2 separate regions of the Homo sapiens genome follow, and region 1 is linked to region 2. A link is an interaction called in ENCODE POLR2A ChIA-PET data of the cell type or tissue named here. Cell type or tissue: HepG2. All regions are shown on one strand. Each heading gives the region's core, and the rest is flanking DNA. Links, peaks and the distances in the headings are about the cores only.

Region 1 (15,759 bases), core at 3,474-8,473, 250 kb after region 2:
CCCTTAATTCCTTAAGGGTAATTTAAGCAAATAAATTAAAGGTGACTGTCTTAGGTTGTGTGATTAGGGAAGGCCTCTCCAGGAGGTGAATGTCCTCATTCATACCGTAAACAATGAGCTTGTGATGATTAGGAACAGGTTGTTCCAGGAAGAAGGAACAGCAAGTGCAAAGGCCCTAAGGTGGGAATTAGCATAGCGTGTCTGAGGAACAGAAAGAAGTGGCAGTATGTTTGGAGCCTAGCAAGTAGAAGGGATGTGGAAGTAGGTCAGGTCAGAGAGACGAGCAGGTGCCAGATCAGGTAGAGCCTGGGGGATCCTGGTAAGGATTGGATTTTATTCCAAGGGCACTGGAAAGCCAAGGAAGGGTTTTCCATAGGACAATGACATGAAAAGATTTACTTTCTAAAAGTTGATCTTTTGCCTGCTGTGTGGAGAGGTGACTCAGGTGAGCAAGAGGGAGACCAGTATGGATGAGGAGAGTGGCCTGTGGTTTGAACTTGTTGGTGGCAAAGGAGGAGAGAAATAAAGGGATTTGGGATATATATGAAGGCAGAGCTGACTGGATATAATGAATTGGTTGTGAGAGGTGATGGAGAGAAAGAAGTCTACAATGAATCCTAGGGTTTTGCCCTGAGCGCCTGCCTGGGTGAATGTGCTATAGGGTTGAATGAACTAGAATGTGTCTAACCAATCTTTTGTGGAACATTTGGGTTATTTGCATACTTTGCTGATTAAGAATGCCCTTGGAAGAGCACATGCATGGGCTAGCTCCTTCCTTTTATCTTGTTGCACTCCTGACAGCAAGATGGGTCACCAGCAGCTGTACTGGAGCCACTGCTGAAAATTCAGCCAGGGTTCTCGCTCTTGTCGCGTCTGTTCAAACCGGCACTGTCTGATCCAGAAATGTGGCCTCAATACGTGCTGCCAGTGTTTCCGTCAGTACGCGAACGATATCAGTTTTATTAAGTTGGACTAAATGATCCTCCTTCAAAGGATTATCCAAGGCATCTACCCAATACAAAACCACGATAGTTCTTTGTACATAAAATAAACATTCAAACAAAGAACGCTCTTACAAATGTCATTGTGTACAAATCACTGGACAGATATACTTTCTCTGGGATAGGTTTCTAGGAATGAAACTACTGGCCAAAATAGAACTTAAATCATAGGGAGAATTTTTTTTTTTTTTTAAGACGTAGTCTTGCTCTTGTCATCCAGGCTGGAGTGCAGTGGCGCTATTTTGGCTCACTGCAACCTCTGCCTCCCAGGTTCAAGCAATTCTCCTGACTCAGCTTCCCAAGTAGCTGGGATTACAGGCGCCCACCACCATGCCCAGCTAATTTTTGTATTTTTAATAGAGACGGGGTTTCACCATGTTGGCCAGGCTGGTCTCGAACTCCTGACCTAGGTGATCCACCTGCCTCGGCCTCCCAAAGTGCTGGGATTACAGGTGTGAGCCACCACACCCGGCCGACATAGGGAGCGTTTTAAACGTAGCTTACAAATATTCACTCAAGTTCTTGGTAGTTTATAGGTGCTACTTTATTTGTGTACTTTTTGGCTTAATAAATGTTTCATTTAGGCCAGGAGTTCGAGACCAGCCTGGCCAACATGGCAAAATTCTGGCTCTACTAAAAATACAAAAATTAGCTGGGCTTGGTGGCGTGTGCCTATAGTCCCAGCTACTTAAGAGGCTGAGGCAGGACAATCGCTTGAATCCAGGAGGCAGAGGTTGCAGTGAGCTGAGATTGCGCCACTGTACTCCATCCTGGACGGCAGAGCAAGACTCTGTCTCAGAAAGTAAATAAAAAAATGAAAAATATTTTATTTAGGTATGGATATATGTAGCATACATATAAACTGATTTTCTGATTATAGAAATAATATGTATAAGTTAGCAAAAGTTTATAAAGATGAAAACAATCACTTGTAATTTACCAACTGGAAGGAAAAGTCACTGCTAATACTTTTTTTTTTTTTTTAGATGGAGTTTTGCTTTAGATGGAGTCTAGCCTTGCTCTGTCGCCTAGGCTAGAGTGCAGTGGCGTGTTCTCGGCTCTTGGCTCGCTGCAACCTCCACCTCCCGGGTTCAAGTGATTCTCCTGCCTCAGCCTCCCAAGTAGCTGGGATTATAGGCACTTGCCACCATGCCTGGCTTAATTTTTTGTATTTTTAGTAGAGACGGTTTCACCGTATTGGCCAGGCTGGTCTCGAACTCCTGACCTCAAGTGATCTGCCCGCCTTGGCTTCCCAAAGTGCTGGGATTACAGGCATGAGCCACCTTCCACACACACACACATAGATTTTGAGTTACATTATTATTGCATTGTATTATAGTATTACTGTTTTGAAAATTGCTTTAACAATGTGTCATCTAGTATTTTCCAATTTTGTTAAATACTGTTTTTTAATGTGAGTTAAGTACTCATGTATAATTCCAATATTCAAATATAATTTGTTATTCCATTTTTACTTTTGAAAAGGTAAAAAGGTACATGCAGATAGTAAAATTTTCAAATAATACACTAGGAATAGAGTGGAAAGTTTCATGCCTATCCCTGACTCTTGGTTCCCCAGTTTCTCTCCACAGGGGTATCTGCTTTTAACTTTTTTTGGATGTGTATCCAAAGATTTTGTCATATATCTATAGCATTTATGTGTGTATAGCAGTGCCTCTTTTTTTTAATGTACACATTTGTTCTTTGTATTGCACTTAAGAAAAACTTAGCAGTAAAGCTTAGATAGTGGTTTCCATCAGCATGTATCAGTTTACTTTATTCTTTTAAAAAGATATCTGCATTATTTTTTATTGTACAGATATATCATAGTTTATTTAGCCTTTCTCTTACATTTTGGCCTCAGGTCCTTTTTAACACGTTTGAAAATTGAGAACCAAAGAAGCTTTGTTTATGTGGGTTACATATATAGATGTTAAATGGATTTGAAATTAAAATTTAGAAAATTTGCCGGGCTCGGTGGCTCATGCCTGTAATCCCAGCACTTTGGGAGGCTGAGGCGGGCAGATCATGAGGTCAGGAGTTTGAGACCAGCCTGACGAACATGGTGAAACCCCGTCTCTACTAAAAATACAAAAATTAGCCGGGCGTGGTGGCACATGCCTGTAATCTCAGCTACTCTGGAGGCTGAGATTTACTTGAGAATTGCTTGAACCCGGGAGGCGGAGGTTGCAGTGAGCCAAGATTGCCCCACTGCACTCCAGCCTGGACGACAGGGCGAGACTGTGTCTCAAAAAAAAAAAAAAAGAAAGAAAATTGAGAAAATTTAAAAATATTAATTCATCAAAATAACAATAATCCACTGTATGTTAACAGATTTCTGTGAAAATTAACTATTTTCCAAAATGAAATCTAATGAGAAAAGTACTGTTATTTTTGCACATTTGCAAATCTTTCTGGCCTAATAGAAGAAAACTTTATTGTCATATCTGGTTCTTCATTCAGTCTTTGGTGCTATGTTGTTTTGGTTAAAGTATTTGAAGAACATCTGGCTTTATACACATGTAATTAAAGGGGAACTCATGGACCCCTGAAAAGGTCTCATGGACTCACAGGAGTCCTGGGACCACAATTTAATCAGTCCCCTGTTGATTGGAATTCAGGTTATTTATAGTCATTCGATATACAGAGCATGCTGCACTGAATGTCCTGGTAAATGTGTCTTTCAACAAATGTTTGAGTGCCAGGCAATCTTGGCTTGTGGGATGCAAAGAGGTGAAACAAGGTCTGTTCCTGAAGGAGCTGCTGTTTTTTGGTGGAGGCAGGCAGTCAGACAGGCAAGCAAACAAGAAGAAAATAACACAATTGGGCTGGGTGTGGTGGTTCATGTTTGTAATCCCAGCACTTTGGGAGGCTGAGGCTGGAGGATTGCTAGAGACCAAGTGTCCAAGACCAGCTTGGATAACGTAGCGAGACCTCATCTTTACTAAAAATAATGTAAGAAAATTAGCTGGGTGTGGTTTTACACACCTGTAGTCTCAGCTACTCGGGAGGTTGAGGTGGGAGGATCACTTGAGCCCAAGAGGTTGAGGTTGAAGTGATCTGTGATCATGCCACTGCACTCCAGCCTGGGCAACAGAGCAAGACCCTGTCTCTGAGAAAAAAAAAAATTAACTGAGGCTGCAAGATGTGCATGCTTACAGAAGAGGCAGCTAACCCAGCATTTAGGAGGAGGTGAGATTTGGGAAGGCTTTTTAGAGGAGGCGATTCCTGAGCTGAGTTTTGACAAATGAGTACAGCTACAAAAAGATGGCATGGTCATTGTCACAGCATACCTGAAACTCCTCTTGTAGAGTTTGTTTATGGTCCACAAGAGGTCCTTGCTTTTATGGCTTGGCCTTACCTTTTCTATTATCATTTTAGTCCGCATCCATCTCTAATGATATTGTCAAAGGAAAGGGTTATCATGCCTGCCCCATATCACCTTTCCAGCCCTCATTGCTTGTGCTTGCCTTTAAGATATACATACACATAGTGGCATTGTAGTATATGCATTTAAACTTCGGCTTTTAACTTCTGGAACTGAAGGATGGCAAACAATCCTAAAACTAGTAAATTGGGCTTCAAGCTGTTAACTATAAATTCACCCATTCTGAAAGGCATGTTGAATTACCTGTTCCCTTCAAAATCTACCAAGTAAATTGTTAAATGGTATTATATTATGCTAGTCTGCTCTTTAACAATCTGTATTGGTGCATATTGTGAGAAGGTTTAAGGAGTTGGAAATTTTGTAAGTTTTTTAGATGATGTACTTTCACAATGGACAATGAATCAGATATTTCAACCATGTATTTTCCTTTAGCAAACTAGATTTTTTTTTTCTTTGAGGCGGAGCCTCAGTCTGTTGCCCAGGCCGAAGTGCAGTGGTGTGATCTTGGCTCACTGCAACCTCTGCCTCCTGGGTTCAAGCGATTCTTGTGCCTCAGCCTCCCGAGTAGCTGGGACTACAGGCTCCTGCCACCATGACCTGCTAAATTTTTTTTTTGCATTTTTAGTGGAGACGGGGTTTCACCATGTTCGCCAGGCTGGTCTTGAACTCCTGACCTCAGGTGATCCACCTGCCTAGGCCTCCCAAAGTGCTGGGATTACAGGTGTGAGCCACTGCACCCGGCCCAAACTAGATTTTTTTTAAAAAAGCATGAGTAGATAATAGAGGCTTTTGGATTACTCTGTGTATTTTACCCCCTCCACTTGATGTTTAAGCTCTCAGGTTGGCCTTTAAGACATAGTACAAAAGGTCTTGTTTGTACAGCTTCATGTAGTTGAATTTAAATGGCTGATGTTATATTTTAACAGTCTCACCTCTAAGTTCTGAGAGTTTTTGTACTAGTTAAACAACAGATCCAGGAGCAAGCATCCCTTACTTAGCCAGACAGATAATACTGAAATAATGCAGAGTCATTCTTGTTTATCATCTAACTTCCAAGAAGCTAGAAATCAACTATTTTCTGATCTTCAGCACCTTCTGTCTGGGCAGCAGTAACCTGTAACCCTGGCATTTTATAATTCTTGTGACTTGGTCATAACCAACATTTGCAGGGGGCGAAGCAACTGCCAGGCCCTGGACTGACTAATGAATGCAAATTATCTCTAATTCCCACACAGATCTCCAGAGCAGTTTTTGTTATATCATTTGCTTTACAAATAAATAAATGGCCTCAGAAAGGTTGAGTAACTAACTTGGTCAGGTACAGTGGCTCACGCCTGTAACCCAGCACTTTGGGAGGCCAAGGCGGATGGATCACTTGAGCCCAGGAGTTAGAGACCAGCCTGGGCAACATGGCAAGACCCTGTCTCTACAAAAAATAAACAGAGTTAGCCAGAGTGGTGGCGCATGCCTGTAATCCCAGCTACTTGGGAGACTGAGGTGGGAGGATTGCCTGAGTCCAGGAGGCTACAGTGAGTCTATAGTGAGGCTACAGTGAGCTGTGTTTGAGCCACTGCACCCCAGTCTGGGCAACAGAGCGAAAACCTTCTCAAAAAGAAAAAAAGTTGGCCGGGCGTGGTGGCTCATGCCTGTAATCCCAGCACTTTGGGAGGCCCAGGCAGGTGGATCACAAGGTCAGGAATTCGAGACCAGCCTGGCCAATATGGTGAAACCCCGTCTCTACTAAAAATACAAAAATTAGCTGGGCATGGTGGTGTGCGCCTGTAGTCCCAGCTACTCGAGAGGCTGAGGTACAAGAATCGCTTGAACCCAGGAGGCGGAGGTTGTAGTGAGCCAAGATCGTGCCACTGCATTCCAGCCTGGGCAACAGCGCCGAGACTATGTCTCCAAAAAAAAAAAAAAAAAAAAAGTTGAGTGACAAATATGTGGCTTCAGAAAGGTTGAGTAACTTGTCCTAAGTCAAACAGCTAGTTAAAGAGAAACTAGCGTTCAAACCTGGGGCTCCATAGCTAGGATTAAACTTCTTCCCATTATGTCGTGCTGACATCTGAGTACTCTAGAAACTAGTGAAATACTCATGTCTTATAAATGCCATGTAGGGACAGTGTGTCTTAGTCTGTTTGTGTGGCTATAACAAAATACCTGAGATCAAGTAATTTATAAACAACAGAAATGTATTTCTCACTGTTCTGGAGGCTGGGAATTCCAAGATGAAGGTGCTGGCAGGTTTGGTGTCTAATAAGGCCTGTTGACTGCTTCCAAGGTTGCACCTTGAACTTTGTATTCTCACATGGCAGAAAGGATGGAGGAGGAAAAGGGCTAAAGGCCACATTAAGCTTCTTTGATTTTATTTTTTCTAATTTTAAAAATTTTCCACTAGAGACAGGGTCTCACTTTATTGGCCAGGCTGGTTTTAAGCTCCTATACTCAAGCAGTTCTCCTGCCTCAGACTCCCAAGGTGATGAAGCCTCTTTTATAAGACACAAGACTTAAAACAAAAACACAAAAACAATAAATTAAGTTTTTTTTTGGAGATGAGGTCTTGCTCTGTTGCTCAGGCTAGAGTGGAGTGGTGCAATATTGGCTCACTGCAGCCTGGAACTCCTGGGCTCAAGCAGTACTCCTGTCTCATCCTCCAGAGTAGCAGGGACTACAGGCGCATGCCACCACACCTGGCTAATTTTTAAATTTTTGGTAGAGACAAGGTCTCACTATATTGCCCAGGCTGGTCTTGCATTTCTGGCCTCAAGTGATCTGCCTGCATCGGCTTCTCAAAATGCTGGAATTACAGGTGTGAGCCACCACACTGCAGGGGAGGAGCCCTTATGACCACTTAAAGGCCCCACCTCTTAATACTATCACATTGGTTATTAAGTTTCAGCATATGAATCTGGGGGGCACGTTCAGACCCTAGCACCATGGATAGCAGGGAACAAGTATGCTGAGGCTCAGAAGGCCCTTTAAGGGTAGGATAGAGGGATGTACTTTTTGTTGTTGTTGTTCTGTCCCTAAAACATTTTTTTTTAAAAAACCTAAAAAAGGAAGCACTGACTTCCTCCTCCCATGATCAAAAGGACCAAAGGGGGTCAAAAATAGAAGCCATTTGGTTGTGAGGAGGTAGAAATTGCTTTTCATCATAATGGTAAGAGTTCAGGAATAATGCCTGAACTTGGTGTTATTTTATTATTCATTTGTCCCATTTGTCACATGTCCCAGCATTAGGTATGGGGAGGCGTGCAAAAAAGTAAAACTTGTTCTCTGTCTTTGAGGTACCGACAGTCTAGGGTTTGAGCTCTGAGTTCTACATTACGTTCCCAGGAGGCATGGCGGTGCGCATGCATGCAGGTAGAGCATGGGGGTCATAGACAAGGCAGCAAGGAGTGCTTTGTTCACATGTACCTTTTGCCTGTAATGCCTTTCACACTTCTTTAATCTCTCGAAGTCCATTTCTACTCTCATTGCTTCCATGAAGCCTTTCCACACCTGTTGCAGCTACAGGTCATTTTCTTCTCTAAAATTCTCTCATACCCATTGGTACCTTTAATTTGTTATTCATTATCTCTTGTAAGATGTTCTATTTCATAATTTCAGTTATTGTCTGTTGCCATTTGAATAGTAATTTTTTTTCATGACGGTTCAGTTCAACTAATGTTTTAATAGGCTATAACGAGAGGAGAGGAGACAGAAAAAAATAAGACACCTCATATACCTTATGCCTTGTACCTGATATCTTCTGGAAGTACTCTAAAGAAAATGAGATAGTACAGTGAGGAAGAGTGGGAAGACTACTTGAGATTGTGGCGTTAGAGGCCTCTTTGAGGAGGTAATATTTAAGCTGAGCTCTGAATAAGGGTAGGAGTCAGGCGTGTGAAGATTTGGTAGCAGGCCGGGCACGGTGGTTCACACCTGTAATCCCAGCACTTTGAGAGGCCGAGGCAGAAGGATTGCTTGAGGCTAGGAGTTTGAGACCAGCCTGGGTAACAGAGTGAGACCCCGTCTCTATAGAAAATAAAAATAAAGTTAGCTGGACGTGGTGGTGCAGGCCTGTAGTCCCAGCTACTGGGAGGCTGAGGTGGATCACTTGTGCCCAGGAGGTGGAGGCTGCAGTGAGCTATGGTCACACCACCGCACTCTAGCCTGGGCGATACAGTGAGAAGTGTCTTAAACAAGAAGATTTGAGGCAGAGGAAGCAGTATGTGGAAAGAGCCTAATATAGGAGTGAACTCTCAGTAAGTGGAGAGGATGCGGGAGGAGGCTTGTATCTTGAGCACTGTAAGTGGGGAGGAGATGGTAGAAGCGGAGGCTGGAAAGGTAGGTATAGGGCCTTGAGGCATGGCCAGGAGTTTGGGCTTCATTGTAACTGGATGAGAATCCATGGAAGGTTTTCAGGTTGTTACTTTTATTTTTTATACGTAACAGCTATACTGAATATAAAATTTGCATACAGTAAAATTTATTCTTTAAAAGTGTACAACTCAGGGCCGGGCGCAGTGGCACACACCTGTAATCCCAGCACTTTGGGAGGCTGAGGCGGGCAGATCACAAGGTCAGGATATTGAGACCATCCCGGCTAACACGGTGAAACACCAACTCTACAAAAAAAAAAAGTGTAAAAATCAGAGGTTTTCCTATATTTTACAGAGTTGTAAAACGATCACCACTATCTAATTTCAGAACATTTTCATTTCTCCAGAAAGAAACCCTATACCCATTAGCAGTCACTCCCCATTTCCCCCTTGCCCCAGCCCTAGGCAGTTACTACTCTAGTTCTGTTTGTATGGATTTGCCTATTCTGGATAGTTGTATGTTAATATATGTGACTTTTTGTGTCTGGCTGCTTAGCATGTTTTCAAGGTTTATCTATATTGTAGTGTGTATCAGTACTTTATTCATTTTTATTGCCAAATAATTTATTGAATGGGTATACCACATTTTGTTTACCCATTCATTCCTTAATGGACACTTGGGCTGTTTCCTGCTATGGGACATTTGTATGTAAGTTTTTGTATGGATGTAAATGTTCATTTCTCTTGGGTATATACCTAAGGATAGCAATACAGGTTCATTTGGTAACTCGACGTTTAATAGTTTGTGGAAGTGCCTGTTATCCAAAGCAGCTGCATCATTTTACCTTCCCACTAGCAATGAATGAAGGTTCGTTTCTTCTCATCGTCAACTTTTACCTTCTGATAAAAGAAAAACTTCAGCCAAGTTTAATTGAGCAATGAATGATTCACGAATCGGGCAGCCCTCAGAATCACAGCAAATTCACAGAGACTCCAGTACAGCCACATGGTGGAAGAAGATTTATAGACAAAAAAAGAGAAATGACTACAGAAATCGGAAGTGAGATACAGAATGGCTGGATTGGTTACAGCTCGGCATTTGCCTTATTTGAACACAGTTTGAACACTCAGCAGTGTATGAGTGGTTGAAGTATGGCCACTGGTATTGGCCAAGACTCAGCTATTGTTATAGTCACATACTCCTAAATTAGGTTTTTAGTCTTATCTACCTAAGCCAGGTTGCAGTTTGTCCACAAGTGTAACCTCCCGATGGGCTCACCTTGCCTGCTGCCTAGACAGAGCGGATTTATCAAGACAGGAATTGCAATGGAGAAAGAGTAATCCACGTAGAGCTGGCTGTACGGGAGACTGGCGTTTTATTATTACTCAAATCAATCTCCTTGAGCATTCAAGGATCAGAGTTTTTAAAGATAATTTGGTGGGTGGGGCTTGGGAAGTGGGGAGTGCTGATTAGTCAGGTTGGAGATGGAATCATAGGGGGTGGAAGTGAGGTTTTCTTGCTGTCTTCTGTCCTTGGGTGGGATGGCAGAACTTGTTGAGCCAGATTATGGGTCTGGGTGGTGTCAGCTGATCCAGTGAGTGCAGGATCTGCAAAATATCTCAAGAACTGATCTTAGATTTTACAGAGTGATGTTATCCCCAGGAGCAATTTGGGGAGGTTTGGACTCTTGGAGCCAGAGGCTGCATGACCCCTAAACTGTAATTTCTAATCTTGTAGCTAATTTGTTAGTCCTGCAAAGGCAGACTGGTCCCCAGGCAAGAAGGGGTCTTTTCGGGAAAGGGCTGTTAATCAATTTTGTTTCAGAGTCAAACCCATGTACTGAATTCCCTCCCAAAGTTAGTTTGGCCTACACCCAGGAATGAACAAGGGCAGCTTCAAGGTTAGAAGCAAGATGGAGTCGGTTAGGTCTGATTTCTTTCACTGTCATAATTTCCTCAGTTATAATTTTGCAAAGGCGGTTTCACAAGGACTCAAATACTGAAGTATGGAGTCCTTCTCAGGTCATATTTAGTTTGCTTTAACCACCCCTCCCTCCCTACCTTTCTCTCTCTTTCAATTTTAGCTACCCTATTGAGTATAAAGTGGTGTTTCATTGTGGCTTTGATTTGTATTTCTCTGAGGACTAATAATGCTGAACTTCTTTTCATATGCTTACTGACCATTTGCATATATCTTCTTTGGAGAAATTCCATTCAAATCCTTTGCCCATTTTAAAATTGGCTCATTTGTCTTCTTGTTGAATTCTTTATATATTCTGGATACAAGTCACTTATCAGATATATGATTTACAAATATTTTCTCCTATCCTGTTTCACTTCCTTGATGGCTCCCTTGGAAGCACAAGTTTTTGATTTTGATGAAGTCCAGATGATCTATTTTTTCTTTTGTTGCTTATGCTTTTGGTGTCATAGCTAAAACACCATTGCCTAATCCACAGTGTAGCCATTGTTTTTAAACATGGGACTGACATCTGACTCACATTTTGAATAGATCACTCAGGCTATTTGGAAACTGGGGTTGAAGGTTCTAGAGTGAAACTAGGGAGAACAGTTAAGAGGCTGTCAGTATTGACAGACAAATGGGTAGACTTTAAACTTATTAAGCACTTGTAAAATCAGTCTATTCCAAAAGCATTTTGTTAATCAGAGTAAGAAATGGTCTCTACCTTCAACAATTTACAAGATAAAAATATACTCAATTATTTTATAAAGCAAATTATATTGAGTGCTATAAAAATAGGAATGAAAACACTTTTTTAAGAACAGTAGAGAGAAGAGTTACTTGTATGAACTTTTATTAAGTTCATTTAAAAAATCTCTAGTGTCTAACATACCTTGCTTAATAGTTGTTTGTTATACCTCTGGACAAAAGAGTTAGAGGGCTTTGGGAAAGATGGCATTAGAACCGAGCCTTGAAGGATGAGTAGCAGGTGGAAACATGTGAAAGCAGGGTATTTTTGATGTAGGTATCATGTCTATGAGTAGACAATTAAAATTAAGGGAACTTTGTGAGGTGAGATGACACACACCACACCTTTTGTCCCAGCTACTTGGGAGGCTGAGGCAGGAGGATCACTTGAGCTCAGGAGTTCAAGGCTGTAGTGCATGATGATCCTGCCTGTGAATAGCCACTGCGTTCCAGTCTAGGCAACACAGGGAGATCCCATGTCTGGAAAAAAAAAAAAAAAGGAACCTTCATTGAAATCTAGAGTTGGAGGAATTATATGTAGAGTTGGAGCTTACATGTAATTCCAGATTGAGTTCCTCAAACTCCTTTTGGTGGCTGTTACTCGTAGCAGAGTATGATGTGGATTGTAGTGGGGGAAAACTGGAGCACAGCCAAGATGGTGCCACAACAGTTTAGATGCGGTCTAGGGTAACAGTAATGGATAAAAGGGGAAGTGAGAGGAGTGGGGGTAGTGATGGCAGTGTCTGATAGGACTGTAGGAGAATGGTGGGCGGGGCAGAGCCAAGTGCTGCCCTTTGAAGGGGTGAACTTGAATGACTGTGCCAGGAAAGTAGTCCCATTTAACACAAGGAGGGCAGTCCAGGCATGAAGAGGATAATGAGCTTAACATACCTGTGAGAAGTTTCAGGTGGAGGTATCTGGTGGCCTTCGGCACAGCAAGTGGTAGGCACAGGGAGTTGGCTATATGCTGTAGAGAAAATATAGGTGGGCTTTAGAGGCAGGCATAACTCTGCCTCCACCTTTTACTGGCTTTGTAAACTTTGGGGGAAGTTAATTAAACTTGATTCCTGAGGGTCAGATGGGGTCGTCTGTGTAAAATGCCTGGCAAGTAGGAGGCTTTTCTCTATTGTTTGTTCCCTTCTTTTCTGGAGTCCTAATGCTTTGATTTCATTTATAATCTTCCTTAGTGAATGTGGTGCTTTGAATGGAAGCACAATCCAGTGGGATTTAAGCTGTGTGTGTGTGTGTGTGTGTGTGTGTGTGTGTGTGTGTGTTTACCACCCAGCAGAGGCTACACTTGCTCACTGTTTGTAAACCCCCTATTAGTTGTGCTGTCCTTCTATTTTCCCTTGGACTTCTCTTGTGTTCAGTCTTGTCCAAACAAAAATATTTGCATTAAAGTTATGTGTGTTCCTCATTTGGAAGACTCCTTGAATCCATAATTGCTTTTTAAATTTTTTTTGAAATAGTCTTGCTTTATCTCCCAGGCTGGAGGAGTACAGTGGTGTGATCAAGGCTCACCGCAGCTTCAACCTCCCAGACTCTAGCAATCCTCCCACCTCCGTTTCCCATGTAGCCAGGACTACAGGTGCTCAACACCACACCACCAATTTTAAAGTTCTTTTGAAGACGGGGGTCTCACTATGTTGCCCAGGCTGGTCTTGAACTCCTGGACTCAAGCAGTTCTCCCACTTTGGCCTCCCACAGTGTTGGGATTACAGATGTGAGCCACTGGGGCTGGCCATACTTGCTTTTTAAGAATTGTGTCATCTTGGCCAGTGCAGTGGCTCACTCCTGTAATCCCAGCACTTTGGAAGGCCAAGGCGGGCGGATCACTTGAGGTCAGGAGTTTGAGACCAGCCTGGCCAACATGGTGAAACCCTGTCTCTACTAAAAATACAAAGATTAGCTAGGTGTGGTGGCTTGTGCCTGTAGTCTCAGCTACTCAGAGGGCTGAGGCAGGAAAATCACTTGAACCTGAAAGGCGGAAGTTGTAGTGAGCCAAGATCACACCACTGCACCTCCAGCCTGGGTGACAGAGAAAGACTCTCTCAAAAAACAAAAATAGAAACAAATTATGTCATTGTTAAGAGGGGCAGTTTTCTAAGTTTTCCTGTAGGTCTAATCGGATGGATTTTTTTTCAGGATCTTTTAATATGCTGGGCTGCTGATATATCTGATTCAACTTCTGGTCTGCTTTGTTTTTTGAACTCAGCTGCTTCTATATTTTTTCTTCTGCATAACTGGTAGAACAGCCAATGTAGTCTACAAGAGAGCTATAAAATATTGATTGCATATATGAGTACAGTTTCCCAGTTTTCTTAAATGGTAACTATAAATACTGTCTCAGGACATAATTTAGTTTTTCCAAAAGGGAGATAGATTTTTTTTTTTTTACACTTGTATTACTTTAGTGGCTTAGTTTAAAAAAAAAAAAAGATCAAGGATCTAGCTTGGAGCACAAAAAAAATGCAAGATCTCCTTTCCGTGGAGCTCAGTTCTGTTTTGGTTTTCTAGGGTTCTTAGAGACTAAACACTATGCATAACAATGAATGTGTTAATTTTAATGATTTGTTCCATTTCTTAATGTCTTAGAATTGGAAGGGATTTTTAGTCATTCTATCCAAGTGGCCATTCTGTGCTGGATCCATTCTATAGCAGCTGACAGCTAACTCGCCTTCTCTGGAAACAGGCTCTTTCATTGCTGGACAGGTCTAATTGTTGGAAGATTTTTTTTCCCCTTATACTGAGATGAAAGCCAGCCCCTTGAAACTGTCATCCATAAACTGTCATCCATTTGTCCAACTTCAGTCTTTTGTTGTCACATAAATTAAATCCGCTAGCTCTTCAGATAATTGAAAATAGTTGCTAGGCAGCACTTCTCTGACTTAAGTTGTCTTTTTTTCCCCAAGAAAAATAGCCCCAGTTCTCTCTACCATTCTTCCCATATCATTTCTAATTCTTTTTCAGCCTTTCACCATGACCCTTTTAAACTGCAATGACCACCACTAACAACTGGTTAAGTGTGGTAGAACCACTGTAGCTTTAGTAGGTTACTCTGCATATTCTTTTTTTTTTTTTTTTTTTGAGACAGAGTTTTGCTCTTGTTGCCCAGGCTGGAGTGCAATGGTGCGACCTCAGCTTATTGCAACTCCGCCTCCCGGGTTCAAGCTATTCTCCTGCCTCAGCCTCCCAAGTAGCTGGGCTTGCAAGCATGTGTCACCATGCCCAGCTAATTTTGTATTTTTAGTAGAGACGAGGTTTCACCATGTTGGTAAGTCTGGTCTTGAACTCCTGACCTCAGGTGATTTACCCGCCTTGGCCTCCCAAAGTGCTGGGATTACAGGTGTGAGCCACTGTGCCTGGCCCTGCATATTCTTTTTGTTTGTTTTTGTAAAGATGAGGGTCTCTGTTATGTTATCTAGGTGGGTCTTGAACTCCTGGCCTCAGGTGATCCTCCCCCGTCAGGCTCCCAAAGTACTGGGATTATAGGCATGAGCCACCACATCTGGCCTGCTCTCCATATTCTATTCTCTTTCTAAATAAACACATTATTTGGAAAGTATTTCTGAACATTGTCCTGCAGGGCACACTGTAGCTCAGCCTCATAAAAGCCTACCTACCATATTTGAGGGTGCATACCAGGGCCGTTTCAGAACGTACCAGCTACTCCAGGTTACTCAAATCTGTAGTCCTGTCCTTTGAGTTGGGCCAGAGATTTTCTCCCTTGGCTTATGCTGAAGAATAAGATGGCTATCTAAAATTAATGGCAGGACAAAAATGCTGGTAGCATGGTGGAAATAACACTTAGCCTAGGCCAGGTGTAGTGGCCCATGGCTGTAATCCCAGCTCTTTGGCAGGCTGAGGTGGGAGGACCACTTGAGGCCAGGACTTCTGAGACCAGCCTGGGCAATGTAGCAAGACCATGTGTCTACAAAAATAAAAACAATTAGCCAGCTGTGGTGGTGTACCCCGGTAGTCCCAGCTACTAGGGCGGATGAGATGGGAGGATTGCTTGAACCTAGGAGTTCAAGGATACAGTGAGCTATGATTGCACCACTGCACTCCAGCCTGGTTGGCAGAATGAGACGCTGTCTCAAAAAAAAAAAAAAAAAGAAAAAGAAAAGAAAAGAAAAAAACACACTTAGCCTAAATATTGCAGGATATCATTCAGCGGTGAACAACTCATGACTGAATTTCCCCAAATTATCTTTATTTAGAGTTTATTTGGATTGTTTCCACATATCTGGATTTTTTAAATTCCAGAACTGTATTGATTTATGCCAAATGACTTAGTGATGCAAAGCTCAGAGAGGTAGTGTGGTTGTATTTAAGAGTGTAGGCTCTGGATTTCGA
Region 2 (15,759 bases), core at 5,229-10,228:
GCATAAATAGTTTCCTTCTACTGTCATCCAGTTAAACAGTCTCCAGGAGCTTGCATGAATGCTTTATCAGGTCACCAAGCTCTCTGATGTATGTCCAGCCAGGTGCTCCCTGAACATTTCTGGGCCTGGCCAAAACTGTGCTTGTTCAGTGCATTTCAGCTGTATATATAGCTAATAATTAGCAGCAGAAATGTGGCACAAACCCAAATCTCATGGATCCCACATTGCACCAAAATAAATATTAATGAAGGCACCTCTGCCTTTTTAGTCTTTCTCCAAATGAATTTTTAAAAAAGCAAAGTTGGCTTAACTGCTCATGACCATTGACTAATATAAAAATCAATAAAAAATCAATAATTATATACTTTTTACAATTTACAAAGCACTTTCAATACTTGATCTCAATCCTCACAATAATTTGAAGTATCATTCCTCTTATTCTACTCATAAGCAAACTAAAGCTTAGAAACACTAAGTGACTTGTGAAAGATCACATGTATTTATTACCTAGGACTCAAATCTAAGTCATTAGACAGCAAAGGAAATGGAAACAACTAATGGAAAAAGGACCTATAATCATGGTGAAAAGGTGAAATTTCAGTAAATTAAAATTGTTTATCTATCTAGTCAGTAAAGTTGGTGTTATACTTCTTTTTAAATGTAAATATAAGCCTGGATTAGGTAGAAGTATAAATTACTGTCACCTATAAACTATGGGTGACAACTCTAAAAATCATTTAGACTCATCATAAATGCACACATTCAACATTATAGAAAGATATCACTGAAAAGCCAAAGTTCCCCTCCCTCCTCCCAGAGATAGTCACTATTCAGTTTTTGGTAAGGCTGAGCAACCCAAATCAAAAAATCTGAAGTCTGAAATGCTCCAAAATATGACTTTTTGACTACCACATTTCTTGAAGGAAATGCTCATTGGAGGATTTTGAATTTTCAGATTTGGGATGCTCAATGGGTAAGCATAGTGCTAATATTATAAAATCCCAAAAATCTGAAATCTGAAAATTGTCTGGTCTCAAGCATTTCAGATAGGGGATACTCATCTGTACAACTCTCCCTGAGAACAATTTAGCTCCACTTTCAATTTGGACTTGAAGATTCTCCTATGTTTTGACACAAGAATCTTACAATATGGTAATGAAAAAATCAAATTGAAAAACAGCATGTATAGGATGATCCTAGCTATGATGCATAGACGCACACATGTAATCCTAAAGAAACGGTGACAAAATGGATGGGGAGGACATTACAAGAATAATTACCTGTGAGTATTCCAAGGTGTTTGTGATAGTAGTTACTTCATTTTGCACACTTTTAGAGATTTTCTAAGTGTTCTGCATCAAATATGTGTTACTACACTAATGAGGGGAGAAAAGTCATTCCCCCTGGGTTATACAGGAAATTAGGGCTGGGAGTAGGAATTCAGGAGAGCCAATTCACCTCTCTACCTGCTGCAATGGCTCAAGATTGACTAGCAATTCAAAGCAATTAAGAGATGTGACAAGGCAAAACATAATTATTTGTCATTGACTGATAGAGATATTAAGTGCTATGACTTCAGAGGACAAAGAGATCATTCTAGCATGGAATTATTCCAAAGGATTCATAAGTCAGAGATCTAAGAAGGTAAAGGGAACAGATGAGCTCCATTCTAGGTGAAGATAAAGGTGTAATCAAAGGTAACAGACATTAAATCACCAAGCGAGTTCTGGGGACAGTAAGCACAAGACTTAAGCATTTCATGAAGAGAAGAAAACAAGACTTAGAAGGCAGGCTGGGGTCAGACTGACATGAAGTGAGACAGCGAAGTGGACAGAGATCTTGGAGTCCTAGGAACTGCGACCATATCCACTTGGGGAGCAAGCCCTAATCGTTCTAACTCTGTTGTCTCTGTTCTAACTCTGTTGTCTCTACCCACTTATCTCCCAAATTACTGCAACAATCTCCTGAAAGTTTCTGCCTTCATTCTCGTCCGCTTCTATTCCAAGTCTCTACAATGCAGCCAGTCTTATTTCTAGACTGCTAATCTGGAAGTATCATGCTCTAAAACTCTTTTATTTCTTACTCTCTTAGGTGACATGGCTTACAAGGCTACTTGTAATCAACTTCTCATGGCTCATCCCCATTTGTGCCCTGAACTCCAAACGTACTGAGTTACCTGCAGTTCCTGTAATCCAGCATGACTTTGTCCTCCAAGCCTTTGCTGTCCCCACTCATCCTTCAGTTCCTAGCTCAGGAATCATCTCCATCAAGGTTTCCCTGACTTCTCCCATTTCCCAAGTGAGGCGTTCAGAGAGTCCTGTGCTTACCTTTGGAGTAGCACTTACATCCTGCTCCCTAACTGTCTGTAGAATCATCTGTCTTCGCTGTCTTTGAGCACCCTGAGGGCAGGGACTGCAGCTGTTATCTGGGTACATACAACACCAAATAACAATGCCTAAGGCATGCCAGATATTCAATAAATGTCTGTGTAAGAAGCAAATGTTTAAACATTTCCTTCCCCAGCATGCCTTCTCTGACTATCCCCACCTCCTTCCAGAAGTACTCACCTAATCCATGCAGACACCATAGACCAAGTGCATTTATAAAACTGTTTTATAATATTAAATGTGTAGTTTATATGCCTAACAGAATTGCGAGGAATTATTTAACTTCTTATTTTCTATTCTCTCCCATCATGGTACCCACGAAGAAGCCCACATGCTTACTCTTCTTTCTAATGGAACACCATGCCCTGAGATTTCCCAGTGTGCTGAGAGTTGCGTAGGCCTGGAAAGATAAAGAAAGTCTAATACAGTATGTCAAGTAAGGTCAGCCAGCAGGTGAAAAAACTCAAAAAACCAACCAGATGTTGGTTTCTGTTACAGAAGAATCATTGACAAACTGTGAACCAAAACTTAGACACAGTTTTAAAAGTATTCTCTTACTTATAATTATAATGCCCTATAATGACATTTAAATTTTTAACTTATTTTTTAGGTGCACAATTCAGTGGTTCTTAGTGTAATCTCAAAAGAGTGCAACCATCATCACTATCTACTTCCAGAACATTTCACCACCCCAAAAAGAAACCCCATGTCACTCTCCATTCTCCCCTATCGCATCCCCTAGCAACCACTGGTCTATTAGCCTAGTCTAGACATTTCATAGAAATTGAATCATATAATGTGTGTGTCTGGCTTCTTTCACCTACACAATGTCCTCAGGGGATCCATGCTGTAGCATGCACCAGTGCTTCATTCTTTTTGTGACCAAATAATACTCTATTGTATAGGGCATTTACGTTTTTTTAAATATTATTTTAGAGAAATAAAATAGGGATGATGATACTCCTTAATCTTAAAAATCACCATAAGAAGCCAAAATAATATTATCAGGGGTGTATTCTTTATCACAGTTTTCTAATTTAATCATTGTGAGGTCAATGGAGTCTTCACTTCCTCAAATGAGGAAACTGAGGCTCAAAGACATTACATAATTTGCCAAATGTCATTGTAGCTAGTAAGCAACAAAACCAGAACTGATGTGTATTTTACTCCCTTTAGTGCTCTTCTCAGCACGATACATTTCTAGAACTACTTCATGGTCCCAAACAGCCTCCTCAGCACTAAAGGGAGTAAAATCATCAGTCCTGTCATTTGTGCCATAGATGTTAAGACAGACAGCAGCATCTCTCTGTCAATCCGAGGATAAAGGATAGAGGGAAATGTTTCAACCCTTCACTCACCCACTTGCTCTCTCAACAAAGAGTTGTTGAAAAACCCCTATGTACTATGCCCTGCACAAGGATCTGAGTATATAACATGAGCACTGGGGACATGGTGCCTTTACTCATGAATTTGTGAGAGAGAGAGAGAGAGAGAGAGAGAGAGAGAGTGTGTGTGTGTGTGTGTGTGTGTGTGTTATGGCATGTTAAGATGGAAGAGACTTGAGAACATTTAAATAATAGGAAGAAGGGAGTTAAAGGATAAAGGTAAGGACAGGGAAAAGGATTAGCTACTAGCCAAAAGTCAGAAGAGGGGAGTGAATGGGCACCAGACCCCAATACGCAGTGGTGGAAGAGACAGCTGATTGTATGCCATTGTCCTTCCTCTTCTTCAACAGTAATTTTTAGCTGTGCACAAGAATGCTCACAATAGTGACTACAATTGCCAGCTTCCTTTGCGGCAAGATATGACCATGTGAGTAAGTTTGGCCAACAGGATAAAAGCAAAAGTACTGTGTGGCAGCTTCTACCCTGGAGACCACTGTAAGGTCTTTGCCCCGTTTTCTTAATTCCTTCTCCTATCTGCAGCCTAGAATATGGATGCTGCCAACATGGTTGGTAAGGACAAAGAGACAGAGTTTTGCTCTTGTCACCCAGGCTGGAGTGCAATGGCATGATCTCAGCTCACTGCAACCTCCACCTCCCAGGTTCAAGCGATTCTCCTGCCTCAGCCTTCCGAGTAGCTGGGATTACAGGCATGCACCACCACGCCTGGTTAATTTTTGCATTTTTAGTAGAGACGGGGTTTCACCATGTTGGCCATGCTGGTCTCGAACTCCTGACCTCAGGTGATCCACCGGCCTCGGCCTCCCAAAGTGCTGGGACTACAGGTGTAAGCCACCGCATCTGGCCCAAAGTCTGTAAACTTTTTATTACCTGCTCCAAAACTCACCCTAGCTAGCACATCAGCTGTAAAGAAAGCAGCCCTCATGGCATGGGGACAGAGGGAGCAGAGCAGGGACACAATGAAGACTGGAAATGTGTAATTCTCTGAGCCTGTTCAAGGTGAGCTTCTAATACAAATGAGACAATGAAAGATACTAGTATTGGTGAGAGGACAGGAAGCCTAGTGGATAAGTGCACAAGGTTTAGAATCACATACCTGGGTCCTAATTCTGGCTTTTCAGTCAGGAGGTATGTCAACTTAGACATGTCTCTAAATCTCTGAGCCTTAGCTCTTTTATCTACTAAAATGGGAATAATACTAGCTCCAATCTCTTAGTGCTGATAGCATCATAAAGTCTTTGCCAGGGATAAAACGACTATGTGGCTGCTGCAGTGACTATTACTGAAAGACACTTCTTGTCATGAAAGTTATGTTAACATAACCCAGCTGTGTTGTAATCCACACATCTGACACAGGGTCAGAAATAATGTCCAATCTATCTTTGTCCTATAGATTATCACAATCAAGCTCTAATTTGGGACCTCTCCATGGCACATTCCATGCTCTTAGGAAAGTTAATGACTTGACTACAAGTTCCTTGAGAGCAAAAACAAGATCATTCTCTCTGCAGCCTCAAGACATAGCTAGTTCAGTGCTCTGAATCTAACAGGTATATATTTGTTCAGTAACATTTACTGAGACACTACTATGTGTCAGGCACTGTATTAGACACTATGGTTCTAGTAAGGAACAAAAAAGACAAGGTTCTTTAATATAGAAACAGATATAATTTTTAAATATTGATTTAACGAATCAGAACCAGAAAATGTCACAGTCAGGAGTGACACAGTAATTGATTAATTCATTCAACCTGCTCATACTACATATGGGAACACAAACCAACAGAAATGAAGTATCGCATTCAATTTGAAGGTAAGAATTAAATTAGCATTCCCAAATTATGTTTTCTGGAATCTTGTACTTCTGTGCAATGATAGTAACTGTTCTATGTACATATCCTTCTAAAAAGAGAGAGAAGGAAAATGAGGGTCCATAGTGAAAAAATTGGAGAAACACTGGTTAAACATAGTTAAATAATATTTTTAACAGCAAGAGCTCTTAAGCCTTTCATAGTTAATAAATGCAGTGAGTCTCCAACTCCCAAAAAAATCATCAGACCAAGGCACTTCTTTTTTAATGGAATATACATTTGGAAAAGTCCGGATCAGATGTTCTCTATGCTCTCTTTCATTTCTCAAATTCTATAGATTTATCTGACAGCATCAATCTCAGAAGACTTTTCTTCTTGGGTAGATGACTTAATATACCAGATTCTCTAGAAAAGGCATTCATTCACATATATTCACATTCCCCACACACATATATACACACACACACACCCTATAAAATTGGATAAACACAAGCATGGGATAAAATCTAAGATTTCAATATAATAAGATTAGACTAAAACAGTGTTCATAAAAGTAGGGGAGAATGAGCCATTTTTGCAATTTTACCTTCAAGCAGATATTCCAGAAGGTAATGCCCGGAAAAAGTTATATTTACCTACTACTCAACAACCCAAACACCTGGGAAAAATCCTTGCAATTCTGATAAAACAGGTAGGCACAAAGAAAATAACCCAAAGAGGGAGAGAAAATATGGTCACCTAGGGAACAGTGGAGGCCCCTTTCCTCAACTCCCTCCCAAATGATCCTCTGCCTTTATTTGCCTCGGCCTTCTTGTTTTTTCCCCTTCAACCCACTTGATCTTCCTGTTCTCATCCCACATCTTTCTGCAAGTCTTCTCTAGGAGCTGGCTACAGGGTCTTCCCAGAACAGAGCCCACAGTTCAGGAAACCCTGCCTCATCTCCAGTGCGAGGACGGTGACAGAGAAGGGGCAGAGCAGACTGAGATGAAACAAGTTCAAACAGCTTACGAAAACCTGGGAATCCAAGCAGATATCTGTCCACAAAAGCAGACAACGTCAACTGTATCCGATTCACATTTAGAATGCATACATGTTTTTATAAATGTACATAGCTCTACATATGTCAAATATCAGTGTTAAATTTTTTTAGTATGAGAATCCTGTTAAAGGTAATAGCTCATGGATCCTACTGCTATATATATTTCTGGACTAATAAAGAAAGAAATAATCGTATTGAAAGCAGATATTGTACAGTAGGCCCCCTGTAAAATTTCCCAAATACCCTCCCTGTCTTCACTCCCTTAAATCCCACATTTACACATCTACACATTGGGAACCTCTGCCATATAACAAATTTGCACGCACCTCACCCAATCCCATAAAATAGACTTTCAGAAGAAAAATCAAGTGAAAAAGTGATTTATCCATGTAACCTCCCTTACTCCTATATTTAGTCATGCAATTAAGCACTAAGTTGTTTTTGATGTGTGTTTATGTGTACCTATCTCACATGATCCCTACAAACAACCTAAATGAGGAAAAGAGGTCAGGTTCCAGCATTCTCATTCTCAGAGGCCAGAGGGAGCTCCCCCACTTCTCAGTCTCCAAATGTCGGTGGCCCAAGGACTCAGGCCTCAATCTTCACTTTTTCTCTATCTACTGAAGTGATCTCACCCTGTTGCATGGTTCAAATGCCACATGCATGCCAACAATGTCCAAATTTCTATCTCAGAACTCCGATCTCAAATATCCAACTACCTTGGGAGGCCAAGGTGAGTGGATCACTTGAGGTCAGGAGTTCAAGATCAGCCTGACCAACACAGTGAAACCCCATCTCTACTAAAAATACAAAATTAGCTGGGCGTGGTGGTGCATGCCTGTAATCCCAGTTACTTGGGAGGCTGAGGCAGCAGAATTGTTTGAACCTGGGAGGCGGGAGCTGCAGTAAGCCAAGACTACACCATTGCTCTCCAGCCTGGGCAACAAAAGCAAAACTCCATCTCAAAAAAGAAAAAAAAAAAAAAATCCCAACTACCTCTTCAGCATCTCTACTTGGAAGTTAACAGGCATCCAAACCATCATCTATATAAAAAGCAACCTGGAATTCCCACACCATCAACACACACCTCCTCCCTCCTCCCCAGCATTCACTCTCTCAGTAAATGCCAGTATTCACCATGTTGTAGAAGCAAAACCCCCCAGCAGTCAGTCTTGACACATCTTTCTCTCACATCCCACATCTAAACCATCACCAATTCTATCAGCTTTAGCTTCAAAATATGTCCCATATCCCACGATTTCTCGCCACCTACACTGCTACTACGCCATTCTCAGTCACTATCATTGTCTTAACATAAGCATCAAGAAGGCAGGGCTGTGACAGTTTTGTTGTATCTGCAGTGTATGACAGACAAAGCTCAATAAGTGGTGAGTGAATACATAAATATTGACACAGAGAGGTGATATGACTCATAGAGCAAGTAAATGGCAAAAGCCAGGTCTTGAACCCAGATCTTTAGAAATATAGGGAAGGACTGTTTCTGCTATTCCACACTACCTCTTAAAGCTTTAAAGGAAAAACGGAGGAGTGTATACTACTACCTTTCATGCCAGTGCATGTTTTTCTTTTTCCTTTTACCACTATCTACCCACTAAATGCACATACTCAAAACTCCTTGTCCAGCAGACTTCTCTTAACAGTGAGGAGAAGCACAAAAAAAAAAAAAAGAATATTTATGGATCCAAAGTACAGTAAACTTTCCAGTAATGCCTTTATAACTGGGTTTGTTTTGGTAAAACTGTATTTGTAAAAAGAGAAAAGATGATAGGGAGGGGAACAATTCAGATGCTTCCACAGCCTAATTCCAGTTCTGAAATGAAAATAACAGTACATGGGGTTGGAAGTGGAGGTGTTTCTAAGACATGGAGATGTATGCATACGTTCTATCTAAATATACTTACATATTCCTCCTGGCATCCTTTAGGGAGGAATAGCTATTAGAAAATGAAAAGGCTGGGTTCTGAAAGGTTTTGATTCTGAAAGAGAGAATAACATTGTTCTAGCACAATAAACTTCTGGGCTTTTCTCAGACCTACAGCAAAGTAGAATTTAGAAAAAGTGCTGGACCCGTTAAAGGCTCTGCCATAATAAATCCTTTCACCTCCCTGAGCCCAGGTTCAATAAGACATACAAATAAGATATGTTTGGACACACAGCGGGGAACATCACACACTGGGGCCAATTGGAGGGTGAAGGGTGGGAGGAGGGAGAGGATCAGGAAAAATAACTAATGGGTGCTAGGCTTAATACCTGGGTGATGAAATAATATGTACAACAAACATGCATGGCACAAGTTTACCTATATAACAAACCTGCACATGTACCCCTGAACTTAAAGTTAAAAAAAACAAGATGTGTTATGAGTGTACCCTCAGCCCTGACATGCCAGGATCTCCCTAATTTTATAGGTGGAGCCCCTGAAAGGACACAGAAGTTACCTCCAAGTGTAATAAAACACATACTACTGAAACGCACATGTCTCTTTACTATCAAGTAATATGGACTACTAAAAAGCAAAGTAGACCCAGCTCACACCAAAACTGTATTCATTAATTGAAATACAATTATGACTCTTAACTCTGTTATTCTCACTAGCCTAAACACTTTTAAATCATATTTTTCGAATATGGAACTTGAGACATGCTCACAAGTGTATAGAGCATTGTACCATCTGTCCAAAAATGAAACTGGTAAAGAAAAAAAAGTGACAAAGTAGACTACTGACCTCCTTAACAGACAGAACATTTCAGACACTTTAGGAATACCCATTTATCTCTAAATAGTATTGGTAATATAAAGAGAAGTCAAGTCAGTACTGCTCAGGTTAGAACTTTAATGCACTAATCACAAGTAATTCTTATCAAATTCTTAAACATTAAACCTCTATTAAGCCATATATAAGGCTTATAAGGCTAGTTTTTCTGGTACTTACTCTCACGGCAGTGACCCTCTCAAAATGATGCATCTATTCAGCTCTATCCTTATTCATCTCAACATGATATGGGGCTCTCTACTGAGCCACCATTTCCACTTGTGCCATTCCTTTTTACATATTCTACTGTGCAGCTTTCAATATGTTCAGGCAAGTCTTCCTTCTCATTTGTTCCAATTAGTAAAAGTTTTACTACGTAGATTGAAAAATATATATATTAATTATGTTTTACTTAAATTAGTGCTTTTGGGAGAAGGTCCCAAAAACCCCAGAGCAGAAGCAGATGGTTAAGTCTTCTATCTTGCCTAGTCTTCAGGTTTTTATTCCTTTTACTAGTAAAATAGTATTTGAATAATCTTAATCAGATATTCAAATTGCTGTATTTCAAGCTTGTTAAAATGGAAGCATATGCCCACAATTTTTAGAATATACTGTGTGTATGTTCATGGCAAACATACACACACACACACACACCCCTTGTTAAAATAAAGATTCAGTGTACACTGTATTTATGAATATAACCTCTATGCATAGGAGAAACTGTATAATTAGAGGCAGTCTTTCTCCAGCCCAGAAAGCAAGCGAATACTAAATTCCCAGGCCAGGTCCCAGGTCTCAGAAAGCTCTATCATCAAAAAGCCCAGACCCAAGAAAACACTACTGGCAATATAACAGACACAGATAAGTGGTTGCTGAGTGAAAGAATGAATGAATGAATGAACGAACGAACGAGCTAATTACAAAAAGACAGAAGAACTGAGATTCTACTGCTACTGCTATCTAGCATTATGCTAGCTATCCGCCACATTTTTATTTCTCCTTCCTACCAAACTATCTGGATGCAACGTAAGGCATTCCAATCAGATGTGATGTTTTCTTTTGTCTCCAAATTACTGCTTGGTATTTAATGGTGTATCTCTTTTCCTAGTTTTCGGGAAGCTTGTTAGCAGCAGTTGCTGCTCACAAGAGCTGCTGACAGGGAAGCTGGCACGTGCACCCCATCTGGGCCGTGGTGAAAGAGGGGCTCAGAGGCAAGCACAGCTGAAAGCAGGTGGGGGCGAAATAGCGTTTAGTAGAGGGGAGCAGATGATGTGGAAAGGAAACTAGCTTGTGATCAAAGGTTTTAGGATGGAGGGGAGAAGAGGACAAGACAAGGAAAAAAGGATAGCTGGGAAAAATGACAAAGAAACAGAAAGAGATGGAGGGAGAGACAGTGTCACAAGAATTATTCAGAGAAAAGAAAACAGATCTTCTAGGCCAGGCACAGTGGCTCCCGCTTGTAATCCCAGCACTTTGGAAGGATGAGGCAAGAGGATCTCTTGAGGCCAGGAGTTCAAGACCAGCCTAGGCAACATAGTGAAACCCCCTCTCTCCAAAAAAAAAAAAAAAATTTAGCCAGGTGTGGTGGCACATGCCTGTAGTCCCAGCTACTTGGGAGGCTGAAGTGGGAGGATCACCTGAGCCTGGGAGGTCGAGGCTGCAATGAGCTGTGACAGCACCTCTGCACTCCAGCCTGGACAACAGTGAGACCATCACACAAAAAAATAAGACAGGGTCTCAAAAAAATAAGACAGGCGCTTGCTCTTATTCCCACCTGCATACACTAAGTGTTACCAATCATTTGTCCAAGAGGTTAATAGGCAACATATGGAGGTAATTTGCTCTCTTTAGCCCTGTTCTGGTGGGAGGTGACCTCCTCAGTGGGATGGTAGACCAGAGTATATTCTTTATTGACTCTCAGGCAGTATAGGTCTCTGTACCACAAAAGCTTGTGCCTTCTAAATTTCAAACAATTTCATGAAAATAATGTTGAAACTATGATACCATCTTTATATTCGTTATTTATTTAATCTTTAACTTAACCCACAAGATTCCAAGGCAGTTTATAAGAACACATTGAATAAAACAGAAATACGTATTTTTAAAATCCAGGACTAAGGAGATTGTAATACGGGACAAAAAGTCAAGGCTAGTGGAAAGTTATTTGTAGTCTACTGCTTTCCACATAGACATTAAGGATGGGCTACGAATTTGGCTTTGAGTTTCCTAGGGGTCAAAAAAAAAGCAGGGGAGAAACATGATCAAATGCATTGCTCTCGTTGTCAAAAAAGGGAAAAGAAAATGTTATTTGAGGAATGAAAAGTTTTTCTGATGGTAGTTCTTAAATTTCTCCGGGGGAAGAGGGAGATTTGAAATTTCATCTAGAGCTTTTGTGGTCTTCCCAATTACTTTGAAGAGTTAACGCTGTACTTAGAAATATCAACATATGGCCAGGTGTGGTGGCTCACGCCTGGAATCCCAGCACTTTGGGAGGCTAAGGCGGGCTGATCACTTGAGGTCAGGAGTTCGTGACCAGCCTGGCCAACATGGCGAAACCTTGTCTCTACTGAAAATACAAAAATTAGCCAGGCATGGTGGCGAGCGCCTGTAGTCCCAGCTACTGAGATTACAGTAGGAGACTGACGCAGGAGAATAGTTTGAACCTGGGAGGCAGAGGTTGCACTGAGTCGAGATTGCGCCACTGCACTCCAGCCTGGATGACAAAGCAAGACTCTGTCTCAAAAAAAAAAAAAAAAAAAATCAACATAGGGCATTTAGATTCCAAAACACCAAGTCAGAACATCAGCAAACAAACTGTACTCTTCATTTTTAGTGTACTTCCACAAAGCCATTTCCCGCTGGGGTTCCTCTGTCCTCTGCCTGCACTTCAAATTTACTTTCTTAAGATGCACCAACCAAAATGGGCAATTAGAATGTTTAAAATGCTAATACCATGATAAACAAGAAAATTATTCAGGAGTGAAAAAAAAAAACAATTATTATCTACTGACCAATGTAGTTGGAGAGATGAAATTCACATAAAATTGAAGAAAACTACCAGAAAGCATCTAAGAAATACTTATTTGGTGAGGGATTTGGGGCCACAGGAATGAGGCCAGAAAACCTTCCTACTTCGAAAGATTAATAGTAAACAATAGATGGGTGTTATGAATACAGGGTGACCATATAATTTATCAGCCAAACTGGGATACCTGAGAGTTAAAGAGTGTGCTATCAATAATTATACCCAACAACAGGTGTAAACTGGGGCTGCCCCAGGCAAACAGAGACATATGGTCACTCTCTGTGTTCATCACAGCTTTACATTCCTATCACATACATGTCCTCATTACACCCCCAACAATATCATGCCGGATAGAGGCCAATAACATTGTCTCCGTTTTACAGATATGTAAATACATGCCAAAAAGATGACTGAAGTAACTAACTCAGGTTTTGCAAAGAGAAGTATCTGAGCTGAGACTCCACGCAGGTCTACTGACTCCTAACCCAATGCCCTTCCATTAAATCATCTAAGTAATGACCTGGACCCAGTCAAGTATCCATGATATGCACCTAGCTAAGTTCTTTCTCCTTTCCAGTAAGAGCAATAAAAGTTGAAAACATTTTCAAATGTCAGGAGAAAATATCTACCTTTCAGTTTTAAATCCAAGCATAGCTAGGTTCATATTTTGATTATTTTACATTTCTAACAGGACTTTGTTCCTGATTTCACAATTTTCTGTTATTTCATTTCAAATGATCTAAATATAGGCAAGGATCCTAGACAACAACAACACAGATTCATGACAGGCTTAAATTCAAAACTCTCATAAAATTTAATTCCATTAATTCAGGCTCTCCAATAATCTTCCTCTGTTTTCTGACCCCTATGTCATCATCTGCCTTACATTAAATAGCAAATGATCAGGAAATGCTTTACAGAATTATTAGGTAATAAATGGTCACTCCATCGAGTAATTCTCAAACCCAGCTGTGTATCAGAATTACCTGGGAGCTTTTTAAAAATATATGAATTCCAATCCTTACCCTACATCCATCAGGGTCTCCGAGGCTGGAACCCAGAGTAGACAATTTTTTGAACTCTCCAGGTGATTCTGAGGCCCATCTGTTCTAATGTCAATCCAAATCTGACCCACCCAAGATTTCCAAGGTAGACACAGCTAGCCCCTGACTCACTAGCAACCACAGTTATGTCATTCTACTCTCTCCTTTGCAACCCACACATGATTTCTTCTTACTGATTTTCTTTTTCCATCCTCTACAGTGCAGTAGCATCCTGCATTGACAGGCAGTTAAGGGCATACACATTGCAATCAGAAAGCTGTGGGGCAGATCCTAGTCACTCCTTTCAAGACCATAACCAACGTCTTCTAAACTAGTCTATGTCAAAAGATAGTAATGGTCACGATCATAACACCAATAATAAAAGCTGATATTTGCTAAGCACTTACTATGCCACTAACAATGCTAATCACTCTACATGAATGATCTCAATTGCCACATTAACCCTGTAAAGCAGGACTACTCTCATCCCCATTTTACATTCCGGGAGAACTTTGCCAAGGTCATACTGCTGGGAAGCGGCAGAACAACAAAAAAAGGTCCATTTCTGAAAGGTAAACCACTTCTTGTAAAAGTACTTCTAAAAGGAATCAGCAGTCCTTCTGGAACATGAAACATTTAGGCTTTGAAGATGCATCAAAGGTAATTTTTTCCAGTGTGTGATTTGGGGCTTTGCTGATTGGCTGGCTGGAAAGAAACTGGATTCAATGTTTCAAATGCAACCTCATACCCCAAATATTTATTACTCTCTAGCTGTTCCACTGGATAAGGTAAAATGAGCTTCCACTTAGATCTGTTTAATTGGTAGGGTGGCCATATACATATAAAAATTATATATAAGTTTTTTTGAGACAGGTCTCACTCTGTCACCCAAGCTGGAGTGCAGTGGCACAATCTTGGCTCACTGCAATCTTGGCCTCCCAGGCTCAATGCTGAATCCTCCCACCTCAACGTCCAGAATAGCCGAGACTACAGGCGTGCACACCATCACGCCTGGCTAATTTTTCTATTTTTTTGTAGAGACAGGGTCTCGCCTTATTGCCCAGGCTGGGGTGTCCATATAATTTACTGTACCAACTAGGAGATATTAAAACATCAGGAACTATTCATAACTATGCTGGGAAAATAGGAATAGGCATATACTGGAACATATGACCACCCTACTGACAGCAGAATTCAAAGACAATAAATGGCAAGTGAACTGCCATGGACTCACTCAACACCATGGCTCAATTTCACTCAATAAATAATTTTTGTGTGCCTACAATGTGCCAGCCTCTGTGCTAGAAATTGGTCATACAATGATAATAATTCCTATGAACCAGACACTAATAGAACTGACTAATCATTCAATAGTTACAACATGATAAGCTTCGTATTAAGGAGAAAAATCAAACTGCAGAATAATACATATGGCAAGATTCCATTTGGGAGGGAGGGAGGGAGGAAGGGAGGAAGGAAGGAAAGAAGGAAGGAAGGAAGGAAGGAAGGAAGGAAGGAAGGAAGGAAGGAAAGAAGGGAGGGAGGGAGGGAGGGAGGGAGGGAGGAATTGAAAGGAAGTGTGTGGGAGCAAAAATAATCTTCTAACTCCATATAAGGGTGGATCAGACGAGGTTTCACAGAGAATGTCCTGGGGCTGGGATTTGCAGAAAAATAGATATTAAATAACAGAAATAGGTGGGACTGGAGATAGCACATTTCTGGCAGAAATAAGAGCACAAGTTTGAGAGCATGTAGTGGTCCTTTCACAAAGTGCACATTGGTGCACTGGAGGGTGCGTTGGGGGGTGAGTGGCCAGACATGGGGCTACAGCAGTGGACAGAGGCAGGCGTGGTCAACCCTCTAGACCATGCTGAGTAGCCAAGACTCTACAATGCAGGTTAGAGGAGGCCAGTGATTGTTGATTTTGAGAAAGACCAATGTCAGGTCATTTTGAGAGCAGCTGACAGAAGGCAGAGACCAGCAGTTTGGAAGCAACTGCAATGGTCCAAATAAAAGATGATGTTGAACCAAACACTATGAATCCCCTACCTCAGACAAGGGGCCAGGCACTAGGGATTCAAAAATAAACACGATCTACTCGCTGCCTTATGGAAAGTGAGGTTAAATGAAGAGGGAACAATTTTAATATAAGAGAATGACCATAGATGCTTCAAATAAAAGGTTTAAGTTAAACAATGGAATGCTTCTGACTCTAAACACTTTGAGAACTGCTAAAGAAAAAGCTAACACAAAGTTTAGAGGTTGTAAAGTCCCAAAA

Evidence for each region. Peaks named below come from ENCODE experiments on the same cell type or tissue, not always from the same donor. Only the 100,000 strongest peaks of a DNase experiment are listed, where the experiment ranks them.
Region 1: POLR2A ChIA-PET joins it to region 2 with 7 read pairs; 1 of 35 experiments calls an interaction of 5 or more read pairs at or near these places.

What each region holds. Positions count from the first base shown.
Region 1 is chr1:65,153,675-65,169,433 of GRCh38, forward strand. All of the region lies in intron 1 of AK4 (adenylate kinase 4), which reads left to right. It also overlaps the pseudogene RPS29P7. Among named protein-coding and RNA genes, the nearest start is that of AK4, 13 kb to the left of the region's middle. RefSeq lists an enhancer at 1-351. In HepG2, for the core only: no CTCF peak of the experiment used is centred there; DNase peaks (open chromatin) are centred at 5,257 and 6,353; H3K4me3 peaks cover 825 bases.
Region 2 is chr1:64,898,691-64,914,449 of GRCh38, forward strand. All of the region lies in intron 1 of JAK1 (Janus kinase 1), which reads right to left. Among named protein-coding and RNA genes, the nearest start is that of JAK1, 60 kb to the right of the region's middle. In HepG2, for the core only: a CTCF peak has its summit at 7,207; a DNase peak (open chromatin) is centred at 8,021.